2 separate regions of the Homo sapiens genome follow, and region 2 is linked to region 1. A link is an interaction called in ENCODE POLR2A ChIA-PET data of the cell type or tissue named here. Cell type or tissue: A673. All regions are shown on one strand. Links, peaks and the distances in the headings refer to the core of each region. The heading gives the core; the rest is flanking DNA.

Evidence for each region. Peaks named below come from ENCODE experiments on the same cell type or tissue, not always from the same donor. Only the 100,000 strongest peaks of a DNase experiment are listed, where the experiment ranks them.
Region 2: POLR2A ChIA-PET joins it to region 1 with 6 read pairs; 17 of 35 experiments call an interaction of 5 or more read pairs at or near these places.

Annotation. Positions count from the first base shown.
Region 1 is chr4:173,253,726-173,260,240 of GRCh38, reverse strand. All of the region lies in intron 2 of GALNT7 (polypeptide N-acetylgalactosaminyltransferase 7), which reads right to left. LOC124900812 (a long non-coding RNA gene) reads left to right here. Exons shown (of 3, transcript XR_007058367.1): 3 at 1-3,723. Among named protein-coding and RNA genes, the nearest start is that of MIR548T, 11 kb to the left of the region's middle. RefSeq lists an enhancer at 5,425-5,474. In A673, for the core only: a CTCF peak has its summit at 2,296; DNase peaks (open chromatin) are centred at 1,160 and 2,320; H3K27ac peaks cover 1,135 bases.
Region 2 is chr4:173,152,162-173,158,676 of GRCh38, reverse strand. The region is part of intron 6 of GALNT7-DT (GALNT7 divergent transcript); the gene reads left to right. Among named protein-coding and RNA genes, the nearest start is that of GALNT7, 13 kb to the left of the region's middle. In A673, for the core only: no CTCF peak of the experiment used is centred there; no DNase peak of the experiment used is centred there.

The DNA of each region.
Region 1 (6,515 bases), core at 766-4,765:
AATATCAATTTGCCTATGGTAAAATTAGCTTCATTGTACATCTTCTTCCTGAACCTATTGAAGACACTGAGCAAGGACTCATAGTATTGTTACGTACTTTACCTTTGTATAATTCATTCTGGCATTCGATGGTATGTAACTACAATATTTATAAGTGAATTTCTTATAATAGTCCTGATAAGTATACTGTAAAATTGTCTTTGAAGGTTAATAAAATAAGCATGATTGATATTTTTCTTGTTACTTCAAATAATTTCCCCCCACAGGTATTAGCAATTCTTCTAATTAAAAATACAAGAAATGGGCCGGGCATGGTGGCTCACGCCTGTAATCCCAGTACTTTGGGAGGCTGAGGTGGGTGGATCACCTGAGGTCAAGAGTTCGAGACCAGCCTGGCCAACAAGGCAAAACCCCGTCTCTGCTAAAAATACAAAAACTAGCTGGGCGTGGTGGCGGGCACCTGGGATCCCAGCTACTGGAGAGGATGAGGTGGTAAAATCACTTGAACCCAGGAGGCAGAGGTTGCAGTGAGCTGAGATCGTGCCACTGCATTCCAGCCTGGGCGACAGAGGGAGACGCTCTCTCTCAAAAACAAAACAAAAAACAAAACCAAGTAATGGAAATAAGAAATAAGGAGGATAATTCAAGAGGAGAATGAGTTTAATATAACTCAGAATAAAGTTTGGACAAATATACACCAAATTCTGAAACGCCCTCAGTGGCCACCAACTGGCCAAAAGGTAGAACTAGAGAAATAGCAGGATTGGATCTTTTTTCTCCACTCCCGGTATTTGTTATTAAAAAAAAAAAAAGCGGGAGGAGGGAGAAGAGAGAAAGAGTTATAAATGCATCCATGAATGATTACTGTACTACCACCAACAATATTCAGATCTGCCATGATGGAGCCTGTGAACCTGCATGTAACCCCCTCCACTAATCTAACAACTATCTTCATCTTAGGACAAAGTCTTCCTATCTATTTGTCCCATTTCATCAATCTGTTCCAATTCTTCCCCTTAATCCTATAAATCCATCTCTGTTATTTTCATTGTGTCACACCCTCCTCCCATAACATTACCTCAATTAACCCCTTACAGCAGTGATTTTTAATCAGGGGTGATTTTGCCCCCCAGGGGGCATGTGGCAACATCTGGAGAACTGGTTGTCACAACTAGGGAGGTGGAAGCGGATGTGTGTGTTCCTGACATCTAGTGGGTAGATGCCACAGATGCTGCTAAACATCCTACAATGTACAGGACAAAGAACTGTCAACAAAGAATTATCTGGCCCAAATGTCAAGTGCCGAGATTGTGAAACCCTGTCTTAGGAGGCAAGAAAAAATTCTGCAATAATGACACACTAAACCTTTGCCTTTTACCTTTTTCTAACTTTCCCTGTAAAAAGAAGTTAATGTCCTGTAGCAAACTGGAACACAACCTCTTGGCTGTTAGCATCCCTAACAAGGCAATGGGTGTATATGCCAGAATTTGAGTCCCAGGATCTCCATCTTCGAGTTACGTGACCTGCAAGTTTTCTAGTTCTCTGAGCCTCACTTTCATCATCCAAAAATATAGTGAAATTGAAAATATACTATCTCAGTATGGTTATAAGCACAGGAGATAGTACATTTAAAAACCCAGCATACTGCTAGGCATATAGGTGTAACACAGGGACAGTGATGCTGCTGATCCTTACTGTCACTGACTGAGGCCCCCCCATCTCCATCAGCTGCTGCAACAGAGAGATAAGAAAAGCAGCAGTCACAGCAACAGAGTTAATTATGTGGAAGTGGAAGACACAGCTTAGACCTCATTTGAAGTGATCGAGAAGTATTCCTGAAAACCATATAAACAAGTGTAAATAAGTACACTAGGGCTGAACCCTTTCTGGGCCACTCTATGTCTACTGGTGCACACCCTTAGCACACTGTTAATTCCAGCCCTTCCACTCATCAGCCTCAACATCTGGCATATGACCCTGGAGCCAGAGACTAGTACCACAATGACAGAAGATATGAGGTCAAGAACCAACCAAACTCTAGTCTAGGTTACATTATTGTCTGCCCAGAAGATAGATAGATTCTTCTTTGTATTTGATTTAAATAAGAATACCCAAGGCTGCTTTCTTAAGTAGTTGTGTTTACACAGACTTCAATAGAAGCTTTCAAGAGAGTTTCTCTGTCCTCCTTTAATACCCCTTCCCCAACTCAATCTCACTGGGAGAAGAAATCAGCCTTAAATATCTTCCTTGGATGGGGACCCACTCCAGCAGGCCTGCAGCTTACCACGTGTGGACTCTGGAGGGAGCTCCTGCCTCACAAAAGTTGAAGTACATCCTTCTACTGAAGACTACAACACTTTCCTTTAAAGTGACACTTGTGAATCTCCAGGGTCTTAAGAATGTGGAGTTTAGATTCTCAAATCTTTCTCTAGAGCCCTTATCATGGTTTTAGTTCGCTCACTGGGCCTTTCTACTCTGGAGAATGCACGAATATTTTCCATTTGATTAAAATGGCAGGGTTCATTCTAAAATAAGTCACCAGGCTATTAAAAATGTGATTTACCTCCTATACAATAGCTACATTTTGAAGAGTGGAATCTCCCCTAGGATTCAGTGAAGAGGGAAGCAAAGCTACAGGTCATTTCCCAGGGACAGACTAAAAGTTTACTGAATGTAATTAAACTATATTATTTATATAATTTTAACTCATGTAATTAGCTTGGCTTTGGTGCTAAGCCCTTTTTCCTTCTTAGCACTTTCAACTTGTATCTTGCAAAAATGATGAAAGACTAAATCTATTTATGATATACCAAGTGTACCTTTTACATATTCAGCTTAAAATGAGCAAAGATAATTAACTTATTTATAAGTGCATTCAAGAAGTTATATAACAATTATTCAACCATTATTCATATTACTACTTCTACAATCCTTTCTGAAGAAAAAAAAATTGGTGCTTATGATCTTGCTTTACAGCTCTCTCCAATGACTTGCCTTAACCATGGGGAAACTGTCACAAATGATTCCTATAGATCAAGGAGTTGAAGTCAATTTTAAACTCAGAATGAGAGGAAGGAAGCCTCCCCTAACTGCCTCTAGCCTGGTTCAACTACTTTTAAAGATTGCCTTCTCTCCAACGCAGGTCCTTTTACCAGATATTCCAGAGGTAAAGATCTACATGTGTAAATGTAAAGAGTGAAGTCATCTGGAGTTTTATAGCCGACTATGGCAAAATTGAGTCCTGGCTCTAAACTGGGCCAAGTTTCTCCCCATTGTGGCCATATGTAATCCTTGCTGTCTATTGAGAGTCGTCTATTTTTCAGAATAGATGCTCTGCTTCTACAATAAATGGAGAGGTAGGGGATATTCCTTCTATATAAGTGTTGGTTTATGCTTGGTTTACCAGCTAGACAGTGTCATGTAAATTATTAATCTAAAATATAGAAAATATCTCCCATTCTTCCTTTTATATTATGGCTATATTATGCAAAGCAGTCATAGCATAGCCCTAAGCCCAGCAGTCTGGCTATGCCTACCTTTTAGGTGCAATTATAGGCATTTCTGCCTCGTATATGTAGTCCTAGCAATCTCTGTTTTGCAAGGGTATGCGAAAGAAAGAAACAAAGAAAGTAACAAAGAAAGAAAGAAAGACTTCAGAAAAAAAATACGGGAAGGAAGGAAGGGAGGGAGGGAGGGAGAGAGGGAGGGCAATAGGACTTAAAAAAAAAATAGGGACAATGACCAGACCACACAAACTTTAGGAACTTTGGGACCAGAGCCCTAAAGAAACCAAAACCAATCAGCACAGTTAAAATTGCAACTAATTTTTGCATTTCGTATGACAGTCCATCCTTTGCAAACTTAAAACCCATAGGCTTGTGTTTTCCTTTTTGTAGGTCTTTGGAGACATTCATTTCTAATAACAGAGCAATTTCACCAAAATTAAAAGTATGATCCAAGGATGGCCTTCTTCATCAATCAGTTTCCTTCTCAGTTTCTTTGGATGCACGTGCAGCTTCTTCAGACAGCTAAATATAGCGGCAACTACAGTGAGTGAGTCTTAAAGCCGGTAAACTCCCCATTTCTTTCACTAAATAAAAACACTTCTGCAGAAGAGAATTTTTTCCCCTTAAGGTCTTCATAAATAATTTTTTATGGCTGTCTCTTTAGCTGTGAGAAACCTTATTCCTGATCACTTCCAAACATTAATATGCAAGAGGAAATCTATGAACCACAAAAACTTACACACTGAATTGATATAATTTCCCTATTTACCAAACACACAGGAGCCAATATGCATCAAAGAAACATATATTGTAGTAGACAGCCTGTATCTAATGGTTCTGGAATAGTCTGAGCTAAATTACCAAAGGTGACCATGCTGACCCACTGAGGGAAAGGGGCGTGTGTTCCGCCATGCACACTGCACTCTAGCATGTCTGGGTCTATTGGCACAGGCTGTCTTTCGGAAGGAACTGATCACCTTTTGGCAGAGAACAATGACTAAATACTTTGAAAAGACTGTTAGCTCAAACACTGAGATGCTCTAGGAGGAAAGGGTACAAAAAACATCCCTTAATCTCTGTGTTGGTGTTTCCCATGGGCAAAAGACTTATTCGGAGAGAAAAAAAGAGTCAAGGTTTTCCTGAAATTGTCTGTCACTGGGGTGGGTTGTTATGGGATATCTAGTGGTGCCACCGTAAATATTTTTCAAACTAGTCTCCAGGAAACTTTTTCTAAATTCGTAGTTGGGGGTAGAGGTCTGTGAAAATACAATAAATGCAACGTGAGTTTATAACTTTTTATCAGGCATACTTTGTGAATTGTAACATTGGTGGCAGAGCTAGAGGGATGAAGAGAGGGGAAATGAAGATAAATCCTCTGTCAATAGAGCAACTTGGACAATAACCAGAGAGTGGGAAGGCTCTCATCAACCAAATGAGGTCTGGGCAGCAGAAGGACGTTTCCACCAAGGGAAGGGAGCCATCTAGAACCTATCAAGGGTAAGAAGGCACTTCAGGGAGAGAGGGATTCAAGATTGCTGCTACTCTGCTAATGGAAGTTTAGAGAAACAAGTTACCTTGATTTCCAGTTTTTGTAGCCTCACTGAAATAAATATGGTACCTCCCTAAACTGCTGTAGAAATGGGGGTAACGTAAGTTAACTCCTGTTTTTTAAAATAATTTCAGTTTGTCTAAATGCATCTGTTGTTAGCCAGAACCTTAAACAAAAATCAACTTGAGAAAATTCTAACATGCAATGTGTATATGTTTTTGTGTTTATATGTGTGTGAAGAAGAAAAGTAGACATCAGAACACAAGGACTTATTTTAAAGTAAATCTGGAAAACCCCTGAATTCACAAAGTAGTCTAGTTTCCAAGAGTAAAAATTTTCAGGTCAGTAAGCAACATGTCCATCTTGGGTCATGTGAAACCACTTTCAAATGTGTTTTCTGAACATTAGACCTAAAATTGCCAAACTGTAGTCTGAAAAATAAAATATGTTTTGGGCAATCTATGTAAAAAAGGGATTGTGTGTGAAAAATTGTCATCAATTAGTTTGGATGGTCACATAGAACCACCACATATTCCAAAAACAGAAACTAGGGCAAAGTACAAATACCTCTGCATATACATGATTCATATATGTATGTGTATGTATGATTTCTATATATTCTAAATATTTGTCTTAATGTTTTATGAGTAGTTTAAGGTTTTAGCTCTAGCTGAAATCTATGGATCAAGATACATAAAACAAAACTAAAAGGAAAGCTATAGCATTCCAATTAAATCAATGTTTTAAAAATAGCAACCATTTTATAAATTATAGCAATACATTCTAAATAGCTTGGTAGATATCAAAGAGAACCTTTAATATGGATAGAGAATAAGAAAACCTCACAAACACAATTCACCTTAGATAAAATTACAGTATAAGAATTAATATTTATTTTGGACTCAGGTAAGAGGAGAATTATCTGGCATATAAGGCATGAGTGTAAATGTAAAATATCTTTTTAAAAAATATTTCCCATAGACAAGCTTAAGAAAGATATTAACGATCTTACTAACATGTGCATAGCTCTTAGAATTTTCAAAGCACTTTTACATCTATCATCTCACTTTGTAATTGCAACTAAGATAGCTTTTCTACAAAACAGAAATGCAAAAGGTGTGTAAGTGGGAGAAAAGGTTAAATATTAGAAGCAAATGAATTCATTCAATAAGTCAAAATATTTAATTCATTTGTTTGAATCAGAATACCTCCGATTGTCTGCTTTGTTGGGCAGAAAAAAAGGGTAAGAATATTTCCAAGTGTTTGCATCAGCAGTTCACAGTAAAAGGAAATAAAATCCCAAACTTTATCAGAAGAAAATCTAACCTATCCACAAACAGAATTTTCTACTTCTTCCCATAAACAGGCTCCTTATCCTGACTGGCTCTGCATGAATTCATCTAAACCGGGCAGCAGACCAGTTCAGGTAAACGAGCTTTGGGCAGAGTGGACTGTTCTAT
Region 2 (6,515 bases), core at 1,640-5,639, 100 kb after region 1:
GCTTGAATCCAGGACGCAGAGGTGGCAGTGAGCCGAGATCACGCCCCTGCACTCCAGCCTGGGTGGCAGAGCAGAGCGAGACTCTGTCTCAAAAAAAAAATTAAATGCATCCATTGGTAACAAGAAAATAAAGAATGCTAAGGTCAAAGACTGATAAGGCAGGGAAGCTGAGCACTGAAGCTGGCTTTTAGTTTAAGGGCTTTGGCCAGAACTGAGGAACCTGAGTATCATATATATTCTCAGTTTGTGAGTTTGGGAACAAAAAACAAATTGAGGGCCCTCCCCAAAATGGAAAAGCAGATAGGTCTGCCAAAACCAGGATTCCAAAAGGGCTGTATCCCCAAGGTGAGAGAGAACTAAAATTAACTCATTCCCTCAACTTTTGAAGAGAAATCTCCCTCTACACGTATTCACTCCATCATCTAAGAAATTCATAATCATAAATTGGCCCACATGTCAGGAATTCATGCTATCTGGATGGCTAGAAGAACTTTAAAGCAATAATTTTGGGGGGAGATGGTTGTTTGTTTCTTTTTCTATCATTTTATTTTTTAATTTTTTTTTTGAGATGGGTTCTCACTCTGTTACCCAGCCTGGAGTGCGATGGTGCGATTACAGCTCACTGCAGCCTGGATCTCCCTGTCTCAGGTGATCCTCCCACCTCAGCCTCCCAAGTAGCTGGGACTATAGGCATTCACCACCACACCTGGCTAATTTTTGTATATTTTGGAGAGATGAGGTTTTGCCATGTTGCCCAAGCTGGTCTTGAACTCATGAGCTCAGGTGTTTCCCTGCCTCGGCCTCCCAAAGTGCTGGGATTACAGGCATGAGCCACTGTACCCAGCCTATTCTTTTATTTTTAATTTTTTATGTATACAGGTACATAGTAGGTATGTGTGTGTGTGTGTGTGCGTGTGTGTGTGTATACACCACATATATATACACCACATATATATACACCACATATATATATATATACCACATATATATATACCACACATATATATATGGTACATGAGATATTTTGATACATGAGTACAGTGTTGTAATAATCATATCAGGGTAAATGGGGTATCCATCACCTCAAGTATTTATCATTTCTTTGTGTTATAAACATTTCAATTATACTCTTAGTTATTTTAAAACGTACAATAAGTTTAAAGTGGTTCCAGGCCAATAATGGCACAGGCGTCTGAAAAGCAAATACAAATCCTTTTTGCAAGAACCCCTTCACCTCATGCTTTGAAAAATGTTTTGTTCATGTGGTCTCTAAAACAATGAGTTACTCACGGTTGACAATCACTGAACACTCAAGATGCCATAAGGGAGAGCCAGCAAAATCCATAAACTGTGAAATATGATGCATAAAAAATTAGCAGTTGCAGTTATCAGACATAGAACGTAAAATAAGTATGTTTAATACATTTCAAGAAGTGAAAAAAGAGGCCTGAAAATATGAGTAAAATTGAGAAAAGACCTAATTTCCAGAAATAAAAAATAAAATTAAAAAAATTTTTAATTACTAAATGGGTTAAATTGCATATTGGAATTATCATTGAAATTGTCTCATCTCTTGATTTCTGGGCTCCAGGTTCTTTCTCTTTCTATCCATTCTTTCTGTCTCTTTCCCTAATTCTACTATCTCTAAAAACAAGGCATCATTTAGAATTCAGTCCGTTCTAGTTCTTTTTCTTTTCCTCAATTTTTAATCTCTTCCTGGACTAACCCATTCACAAGGCTTCAACTTATGTTAATAATCCCCACACCTAAACTTTTGGCACGGGTTGTTTTCTGAGCATTAAACCTACAGGACATTTCTCAGTGGATGTTCCATTAGCACTTCGAAGTCAGCATTTCCAGAATGGAATTTGTTTATTTCCCCACCGAGTCACCTGTTCTTTGTAGGTTCCTGATTTAGCCATTGACACTTGAACAAGAAATTTCTGACATCTTCCATAGTTTCCTCCACTTTTCCCTCCCAGATTTAGTTGTTATCAAGTCAAGACCATTCTATCATTGGTATTTACTTTTGCATCTATTCTCACTGCTGTGATTCAGGGTCCCTTGCTGTTTCCTTCATCATTTTCCCACCTTCTAGGATCCTGTTTCTTAAAACCATAATTTCTAGCACTACCAGAATTATTTTTCTAAAATATAAGTTCAATCATATCACTCTTGGAGCAAAAGCCTTTAGTGGTTCACCCGTAGAGGTAGTCATTCATTGCATCCTGAAAAGTATCATCTCAAATAAAGCACTAAAGTACAGCGTCAGTGTCCTGGTTGGAGAACATCAAGAAGATTATAGCTTTTCATGGACTTTTTGATACCAAATGTTAGAAAACTAGATAGATGGCAGAGAAAGAGGACATTCTGTAGGATCATATTAGATAAATGTTTCATTAAAAATTGTCTTAGGTGATGTACATGGCAACCTACTCTCCTACCTTGGATTTGAGAAGTGGTAGTAAGTGAAATCAAGTATATTCACTCAGCGGGGAGACCACTAGATAGACGTCTTCATTTGAGATTAAAAGAAAAAAAAAATCAAAATCAGGCCCATAGAAAAAGTGCTGCAAAACAAGGGAACAGAGGATTGGAAGTTTTTAAGACTTGGAAGAAGAACATAAATGAATAGTTGCTGTGATGACTCCAAAATTTCAGGGGCTTAATGCAATAAAAATTCATCACAGCACAGCCCATTTCTCTCTGTGGGTTTGCTGAGGGGTGGGGAAGGGACTCTCTCCATTTGGTAGATCTGCTATCTCCTGGGATGTCAAAGGCCTTCACTGATGCTTTGCAACTAGCTGGCAGTGGAAGGTGAAAAAGAGCACTTGCAGGATCACTAGGAAGTGTTATTATTATTATTATTATTATTATTATTATTATTATTATTATCATTATTTTGAGACGGAGTTTCGCTCTGTCATCCAGGCTGGAGTGCAGTGGCGCAATCTCAGCTCACTGCAACCTCCACCCCTCGGGTTCAAGCAATTCTCCTGCCTCAGCCTCCAAAGTAGCTGGGACTACAGGCGCCCACTGCCATGCCCGGCTAATTTTTTGTATTTTAGTGGAGACGGGGCTTCACCATGTTGCCCAGGCTGTTCTTGAACTCCTGGGCTCAGGCAATCCGCCCCCCTTGGCCTCCCAAAGTGCTGGGATTACAGGCATGAGCCACCGCGCCCGGCCTAGGAAGTGTTTAAAGAGTCAGTCCTAGAGGCAGGAAATGTGCCTTCTGCCCAAATTGTATGCGCCAGAACTCAGCCACATGCCTATTGGTAGATGAATCATTAAACAGTATATCTGTTCCTTTATGTTTTAAAAAATATTTAGTAAAGGAAACAATAGGCCATTAAGTGGAGAAGAAAACATGATACAAAGCTAAACACACTCTGGTTCTAATTCTGTTAATAAAAGAAATCTGTATATTTTCATTTTTCAAACAACTTTAAAAAAATAACCCATTAACATTTTGATCTATATCTGAATAGTAGGATTGCTGGTAATATTCCTAATGTTTTTCTGTACCTACATTATTAACAGTGAAATTATTACTTTTCAAAATGAGCATTACCAAAAAAATTTTTAAAGACAATGGTGTGTTTTTAAAAATATTTCTCTATTCCCTAAAATTACCTATTAGAGGACCTTGTCCTCCTAGTAGACGCTTAATAAATATTCACTGATTGAATCATTGTACCATTGAATAGGGTAATTAAGTGTAAATAGCCTAAGAACAAAGTGTTAGGAAAGTTATTTCCCTAGTGACACCATATAAAATGTGATAACCGATGAACCAAATTATCATACTTTCTTCTTCATATGATTACCTTGATTTCAGTTTTGTAACACTTAAATTATACCATAAGTGTGGCATTAATACTAGTGAGTTACCTGTGTTAATGATTCCCGAACTTTATTCATATTGGTACTATGTATACTATTTTCAGTCCTACCTAAACTAGCAATATCCTATTGCTTTCATATTTTTCATTAAAATTACTTACTTTTTATAAACCTAAATTTAGCATTGTATTAAACAGCAATACCAATAACATCACAGCAGTGTATTTTTTCTACACATATTAAAATATAAATGTGTAATTATCAAAATTTTAAATGTTTGTGTTCTATCTACTTAATCATCTTTTTTTTTTTTTTTTTGAGATGGAGTCTCGCTCTGTCACTCAGGCTGGAGTGAGTGGTGTGATCTTGGCTCACTGCAAGCTCCGTCTCCTGAGTTCAAGCGATACTCCTGCTTTAGCCTCCCAAGTAGCTGGGACTATATGCGCCCACCACCATGCCCAGCTAAGTTTTGTATTTTTAGTAGAGACGGGGTTTCACCATGTTGGTCAGGCTGGTCTCGAACTCCTGACCTCAGGTGATCCACCTCCCTCAGCCCTCCAAAGTGCTGGGATTATAGGTGTGAGCCGCCTCACCCAGCCTACTTAATCATCTTTTTACCCCCGGTTTACCACACTTTAGGATTAACTGACTTATAATATATTGTACTTCCCTACTTAATGTTTTAGGTTCAAACTTGTATGTGTTTGGGGACCATGAACATCATATGTTTTGCCCAGCTGGCATCTAGTTTTTATGATTTATGATCTAGTTTAATCGTTTATGTTTATATGTGTGCATTATATATGTGCATATTTATGTTTATATATGTGCATATATAGTGTATATATACACGCATATGTTTATATGTGCGCATTCATGTTTATATATGTGCATTCATGTTTATATATGCGCATATATATGTGCATATTCACCAAAAAGTGAATGCTTTAACAGGTGCTGTATGGGCTGATTTTTTCTTAAGCATGCCAGTTTGCTTTTTTTTTTTTTTTAACAATTAATACTCTATCTCTCTCCCACCACCCCATTTTTAGTGGAAGTTCACTGATGTGACATAAAATGTTTCTATGGCAAAACTTAATAAGTTGGTTAATTAGGGAACATTTTAAAAGTAGATTGCTTTGGTGTGTACCTTGCTCAAGTGAGTAAAATAGAGAGGTAACTACCGTTTCTTGAGATCATAATCCTCTTCTCAGAGAAGATAAGTAACTAAAAGAAGATTAATCATTAATTTTACACTTTGAATGAAGGTTTTTTTTTTTAGATGATAAAGAATAGGCAAACTTTAGGTTTTAAGACACTTAAAAAATACAAAGGAACTTATAGAATTGATCGGGGGAAATCCTTACAATAGAGACCTGTTTGGGATTTATGGGATGTCTGAAAATATGGATGTTGTTTCTAGGTTATTTCTGACTTTGTGGTTATTATGATTAAGTGTCTCATTTTCTTAATGCTAAGTATTAAGAAATGATTGGGAGCAAGGCAAGACTGGGTGAAGTCAGCAATCTAATAATTGTGATTCATACCCAAGTAGTTATTAAACCAAATGAATTAATAAGTTACACTAGATAGGTTAACGTGGAAAATCTATATAATTTTATTTTTCCTGTGTTTTTAAGACAAATAAAAACCTTCAGCACAAACCCCACCTGCAAAGTCCATGCAGAATCTTGTAAAACAACAGCTGATAAACGAACATTAGCATTCTTGTGGAGCACAGACTTTTGGAATAAGCCCTTCCCTACATACTGATGGCTATGAACACATGGGCTGAGCTATTTATTACTATTACGAATGAGGTGTGACTGACTTTCTATTATACCTAGTCATTCCATCATGCGATTCAATTTATGGGTGTATTTTAATTATTGAACAAAAAAAATGAATAATTAGAAAGGATACCTAAGAAAAAATGTCCATCTTCTGTATTGTCCTGTTAGTGAGGAACTATGAATTGATTTTTCCCCTTTTATGAAATACAAATATTTGCACATCCACAAGATAAAGAGAAAGAACAAGAAAATAGAGGAATGAGACACTCTGTCTTTAGGCCCATAATAAATGTTCCGTTCGCCCCCATGCCGGAGCCCCAACCTCTACCTTACAGAGCTGCAGTGATCACATGTCCTGGCATGCCGTTCTCCCTCTCCAACAGTGTCTTCATATATTATCTAAACAGCTGGTTTCATGTGTATATTACCCTACACAGCCTCATCTTTTATGACGTTGGATATAAGTTATAAATAAAAGATCGTGAATTTAGCCTGTTTTGACTGAGCTCGTTGGACTTTAAATGGGAATCATTGAGACCTACAAATGTACATTTCCATTGTTTTGACGCCAAGGTATAATGCCTGGAGTTCATAAATAAAATTATATAAATGATTCTGTCTTGCATAAACTGCCAGGGAGACAATAGGCGATGTGTCCCTCGGCCCCCTTTGGTGAGCAGGCTGGAGGAATCACCAGGTTGGTGCATCCGAGCGAGGCAAAGAGGCAGACCCAGCCAACTACACTGCAAGCAGTTCCAACTGCACAGCCAGGGACAGGCTCCATGGAAAAGGCTGTTGTTCAACTGTTGGCCTTTTCAGCCCCATTGTGCGGACAGCAGTTTTTCTCTAGGGTACCAAAGTGTCCCTCTTCAATTTACA